Linked DNA regions of Homo sapiens: region 1 is linked to region 2. Evidence: chromatin contacts called from ENCODE Hi-C or POLR2A ChIA-PET data. All regions are on one chromosome and are shown on one strand. Each heading gives the region's core, a stretch centred on a gene start or an enhancer-like site at or near the end of the contact. The rest is flanking DNA. Distances are from core to core; before and after follow the strand shown.

Region 1 (2,700 bases), core at 145-2,644, 45 kb after region 2:
TCATTTAAACAGCACCTAAAGAACCTTCAAGTCTAAACACATCACTCTATCATTAGTGACTGTTGCTGAAGAAGGGCTTCACTGAAATATGATTGTATTAACATGTGAGGAAGCTGAAATGAATTTTCTTTAGAGCAGCTCATAGTACCAACCACTCCCTGCCCCTCCCATTCTCACTCCCAGTAGCTGGGAGATGATGCTTCATTGTTCTAAGCTTAGACTTAATACAACACTGCACTTTTCTTAAACAAATAAACCTTTTGCTAAAGTGGATTAAAACATCTCAACAGCTACGGCACACATGCAGTCATTAAAGACTGTTCAGCATATAGACAGATAATTTCCACAGTGTATGGTTTAAGAAGTTAAACAGAAAGTTAACAGAGAAACTGTTCTTGAAGTATGAGAATGATTAAGTGGAAATGTTAAATTTTCAAGGCAAAGTATTTTTTAAATAACCTCAAAAATTAAAAAAAAAAAAAAAAAAAAGATCTTCACTGAAGCTAAAAAGACATGACCAATGAAGGAAAAGCATTAAATTAGGAGTCTGGAGTCTGGTTTTCAGCCTCAGCCATCAAACAAACAGGCTGTGTGTTGTAGGAGTGGTCATTTAACCGCACTAAGCCTCAAATGTTTCCTCTGTAAAATTAGAACATTAGGTTCAATTAAAGCCATTTAAGCTTTAAAATTCTACGATTGTCCGTCCAATTCAATAAAATAAACTGTATTTAATAATACCTGCTTTTTCAACTAAGCTAATTTTTTAAAAGGCAGAAAATCTAACCAGAAAAGAATAAAAAATGTTTAACTTGTACAACATAAACTTTGTCCAGAAATCAGTATCTGCTCTTCCAAAGAAAAATAGCCTTTTGTTTTCTATTGTTCAGTGTACAGCTTACCACTAAGCAAGGAATAAATGTGGGGCTACAGTTCATCTGTATGTGCCAGCATGTTACTTTCAAGGGTTCAGTAGCTCCACGGCAGAAAGAAACTTCTCTATTACTCACTATTAAACTGCATTTCAAAACCTACAAAAACAGCTCCAAAATTAAGCCAGCAAAATGTTGCTGTCATCCATCTGAACCTGTTAGAAATCTCAAGCTCGTCATAGAATCTTTGACCTCACCATTCAATGTTTTACAAATTGAGTAACTATGTCCCTGTCATTTACTACTAAAATGACAAAAATAAAAATAAAAGGTAAAGAGAACACTGAAGGTTAGGAGTAGGTGAGGATGGGAAAAGGGAAGAACAAACATGTCCGGCTGAATTCAGAGCTAGATTCCAAGTGGGTTTCAGGGAGGACTGAAGTCAGAGAACTGCAAATGTTGTTTCACCATCTGTTTATTCACAGCTTTACCTTTGACTCATCAGAGTGAGGTCTGAAAACTGTTTGTGGGTCATAGTAAAAAGAGTTCTGAAGGACAATGTGACTTCCAGGGAGAGGTAAGCCAACCTACACTGCATGAGCCAGCAGAGCAGACACTGAAAGGTGATAAGAAGAAAAAGAAGCACTTGTTTTTATTAACGTAAGACCTCACCAACTTCCTCAGACTTCCCCAAATGAAATGTCAGACTCGCATGATTCTGAGTAAGAATCAACTGTGTCCCTTAGAAGAAAAACATCCCAAATTCAGTGATAATCGTGGGCCATTCTTTTTGACCAAATAGATTTTGCTCACGAACATTTTTTTAATGTAAATTTCCCAGTAGGAAGCAACACAGTACAGAGTTTTAAAAAATAAAATTCTTAATCCGCTCAGGATGAAACACACTACTTAAAATAAACTGAATGACACCTAAAATGATCCGCTGAATGAAAAGAAAAGCTATTCCAAGTCACAAAATAAACTATTATTAAGCCATGGAAGCTTACTCTGTATTCTCACTCTCCTTTTCAGTGACATTTTTATGAAACACATGTGGTAGGCAGTTTGTGCTTTGCAGCAGAGAAAACTCAAATAATGCTTTCCCAATTAAAAAAATCCTGGGGTCTTCCAGGACCGGCCCTTCCTTGTTCTCCTCCATGCTGGTCAAACTGGCGATCTGGACAGGCTCTTTGGAGCAAGGTGCTCAACTCTTGAAGAATAGTATTGGCAAGGACTTGGGGATGTACTTCTCTGCATCTGGGGTGCAGAAAAGATAAGAACACAGTCCCTGATTTGCCTCTGCCCCTGTTCTTATGTTTCTGCTGGTGCATATCTTGCTGTGCTCTGCAACCCCCACCAGCCGACCCCTTACGGCCATTCCTACTCGCTGCCTGACAACATGATCAAAGGAGGGTGGAAGAGGAGAGCCAAGTTTAATAACCTTACCAGGAGATCAGATTGTCTGGGGCCAAGCAGAAGTCCTGAGATAGCTGCTGAATCCTGGCCATTTACAGAGCAGCACAAAACTAGTCCTGTTCCTTTTCCTGCCGCGGTTGCCATGGCCGACCCAAACAATATACCCCAGCTTCAGCCTCCTTTGGCTTCCTAACCGCCACCCACAGACCTCCAAACGTGGGCAGGAGGAGGTGAAAACTGCTCACCGATGGGAATTGAGGAGCTAGGTAGAGGATGGAAAGGGGATCTGGGCTGCAGATCAGCCCGGAGGGTGTAACGTGGTAAGCAGACGTGCTGCTTTTAGCTGCTAGGCTTTGCTTCTGTGAGTTTTCACCTCATTTCTAAGTGGAAAACAGATCTTAAGAAGAAAAAGAAA
Region 2 (2,700 bases), core at 3-2,502:
CTAGCCTGCTGCTCCAGCCCAGCTCCTCATAGCTGATGTCCCCACTATCCCAATCTTAGTCAGGGGCTCCTGTCATTACCACCAACAGAGTTAGTGATTACAAAAGATAAAGAGACAAAAAAAGATTTCCAAAAGAGCCTCTGCCCTAGGGGAACACTTTACGTATTTGGAAGAAAGTGGGTTTCTAAAGGTTCAGAGAATATGCTGACCTCACATCCTGAAAAAGCTTGGCAACTGAAGAGGGAATGCAACCCTCATGGCTTGATGTTGCTTAGGTCAACAAGCAAATATTTCCTGGACACCTACCATAGGCTCAGACCTGGACCCTTTGCTGTGGGAGAGGAGGCAAAGAGGAGGATGCACAATTATTTTCAGATAGTTATTCTCAAACCTCAGTGTGCAAAAGTTAACTAAGGTGAGTTTCCTGGGTTCTACATCCCCAGAACTTCTGATTCATAAGCCTGGTGTTGCTGAATCTGCAACTTTAATAAACATATCCAAGAGATTCGGAAGCAGGAGGTACTGGGATTAGACCACCCTTGGGAAACACTGGTCTGTGATTTGATTCCTGCCTTGAAGCCATGTGCAACCCATGTGCAATTGTGCTGATGGCAAACACTCACAGAGTAATGCACAGCAGTACATTCTGTAAGAAGCAGGCCCTAAATGTGATAGAAGTTCATAAAGAGAGACTGCTCAGGGCCGGGCGCAGTGGCTTACACCTGTAATCTCAGCACTTTGGAAGGCCAAGGCAGATGGATCATGAGATCAAGAGATCAAGACCATCCTGGCCAACATGGTGAAACCCCATTTCTACTAAAAATAGAAAAATTAGCTGGGCACGGTGGCGCATGCCTGTAATCCCAGCTACTCAGGAGGCTGAGGCAAGAGAATTGCTTGAACCTGGGAGGCGAAGGTTGCAGTGAGCCAAGATTGCCACTGCACTCCAGCCTAGCAACAGACCCAAGACTCTGCCTTAAAAAAAAAAAAAAAAAAAAAAAAAGAGAGAGAGAGAGAGACCAGTCAGTGAAGTCCTGAGGATTCAGGGAAGACTTTGTAAGTGACAGCCAGGATTTGTGGTGAGGCAGAACTTTGATAGAGATAGTCCCCAAGCAACTGTCTTAATCAAACCTCCCGATTCAGCATGACAAAGTGGCCATGGCATACAGCATAAATGGAGAGGAAGATACAGGATAGAAAACCACCAGCAAACAGGTAAAGAGGGTTCCTATGTTGATTACAGGAAGGATACTGTCACCAGGAGAATCACAAAACTAGCACTTCCAGATAACACTGTGTTTGCATTTGCTTTCTACCACATTCATGTGGTTTCCTGCACTTCATAATTTAATATTTGTAAGAGAAAAAAAAATGCTGTTATGAAACCCCAATAATGCATCACTTGAAGGCAGAAAGCCAGCTGCTAACAAGAGTGACATCTGAGCATCATTTCTGAAGCTCTGCTTCAGAAAGGGGATGTTTAGTAAGAAAGAACAATAATAAATGCTATTCAACGTAAAACAAAGTGTGGGGATCCACAGGGTTAACAGGCTGGCCGGTAACCAGTAACACAATGACGGCAAGCACAGAGAAGGAAAAAGTCAGATCCCCTAAAGAAAAACAAAGGACAGTATTTCAAAAGAAGCCTATCTCACTTATTTGGATATAATATTCAGGCCAGGCACAGTGGTGCATGCCTGTAATCCCAGCACTTTGAGAGGCCAAGGCAGGATGATTGCTGGAGCCCAGGAGTTCCAGACCAGTCTGGACAACATAGCGAGACCTCGTATCTACAAAAAAATGGAAAAATTAGCCAGGCATGGTGGCGCGTGCCTGTAGTCTCGGCTACTGGTCTGTGATGATGATTCCTGCCCTGAAGCTGTGTGTACCCCTGATGGCGTGATGACAAACACTAACAGAACAACACATAGCAGTGCATTTTATATGATGCAGGCCCTAAATGTGACAGAAGTTCATAAAGAGAGACCAGTCAGCGAAGTCCTAAAAATTCAGTGAAGACTTTATGAATGACAGCCAGGATAGTCCCAGTCTCATATGGTCCCAGCACAAGCTACGATTGCACCACTGCAGTCCAGCCTGGGCAACAAAGAGAAAGAAACCCCGTCTCAAATAAATAAATAAATAAATAAATTAAAATTAAATACATAAAAATGAATATAATATTCATAAAGCACTGTGCCACATTTTTTTTTAATGTTGCAAGGGAATAAATTATTTACTGCGGGCCGGGTGCAGTGGTTCACATCTGTAATCCCAGCACTTTGGGAGGCTGAGGCAGGCGGATCACCTGAGGTGAGGAGATCGAGACCATCCTGGCTAACATGGTGAAACCCCAGCTCTACTAAAAATACAAAAATTAGCTGGGCATGGTGGCACGCATCTGTAGTCCCAGCTACTCGGGAGGTTGAGGCAGGAGAATCGCTTGAACCTGGGAGGTGGAGGTTGCAGTGAACTGAGACTGTGCCACTGCACTCCAGCCTGGTGACAGAGCAAGACTCCATCTCAAAAAAAAAAAAAACAAAAAAATTATTTACTGCAGATGCTGACAGTCCTGTTTGACCAAAGGGCTGGCTGTCAAATGGGCAAATGGGGCCAGGAGGGACCCCCCGAGGACCTGGCTCCTTTCCTCCACACTGGTTGATACAATGAGCCCCTCTGCAAATGACCACCAAGCCTACA

The links. A loop is a pair of places that touch in the nucleus more often than their neighbours do. ChIA-PET counts read pairs that join two places held with the same protein, here RNA polymerase II (POLR2A). Pooled maps may share reads with other maps.
Region 1: a loop to region 2 is called in a map of CD8-positive, alpha-beta T cell, with 2.9 times the contacts of the local background. The contact joins two enhancer-like sites. A Hi-C loop is called at or near these places in 8 of 168 maps with a recorded cell type or tissue (CD4-positive, alpha-beta T cell, CD4-positive, alpha-beta memory T cell, CD8-positive, alpha-beta T cell and 4 more), 10 of 37 single-sample maps with no recorded cell type and 17 of 50 pooled maps. POLR2A ChIA-PET finds 5 or more read pairs at or near these places in 21 of 52 experiments (CD4-positive, alpha-beta T cell, CD4-positive, alpha-beta memory T cell, CD8-positive, alpha-beta memory T cell and 13 more).

Annotation. Positions count from the first base shown.
Region 1 is chr6:16,698,182-16,700,881 of GRCh38, forward strand. All of the region lies in intron 2 of ATXN1 (ataxin 1), which reads right to left. Among named protein-coding and RNA genes, the nearest start is that of ATXN1-AS1, 62 kb to the right of the region's middle. Within about 2 kb of position 1,395, at least 15 of the 41 ENCODE cell types and tissues checked have a DNase peak (open chromatin) inside an H3K27ac peak, as active enhancers do; they include CD4-positive, alpha-beta T cell and CD8-positive, alpha-beta T cell, where a contact is called at or near this core.
Region 2 is chr6:16,653,564-16,656,263 of GRCh38, forward strand. The region is part of intron 3 of ATXN1 (ataxin 1); the gene reads right to left. Among named protein-coding and RNA genes, the nearest start is that of ATXN1-AS1, 110 kb to the right of the region's middle. RefSeq lists an enhancer at 1,434-1,523. Within about 2 kb of position 1,253, at least 2 of the 41 ENCODE cell types and tissues checked have a DNase peak (open chromatin) inside an H3K27ac peak, as active enhancers do; they include CD4-positive, alpha-beta T cell and CD8-positive, alpha-beta T cell, where a contact is called at or near this core.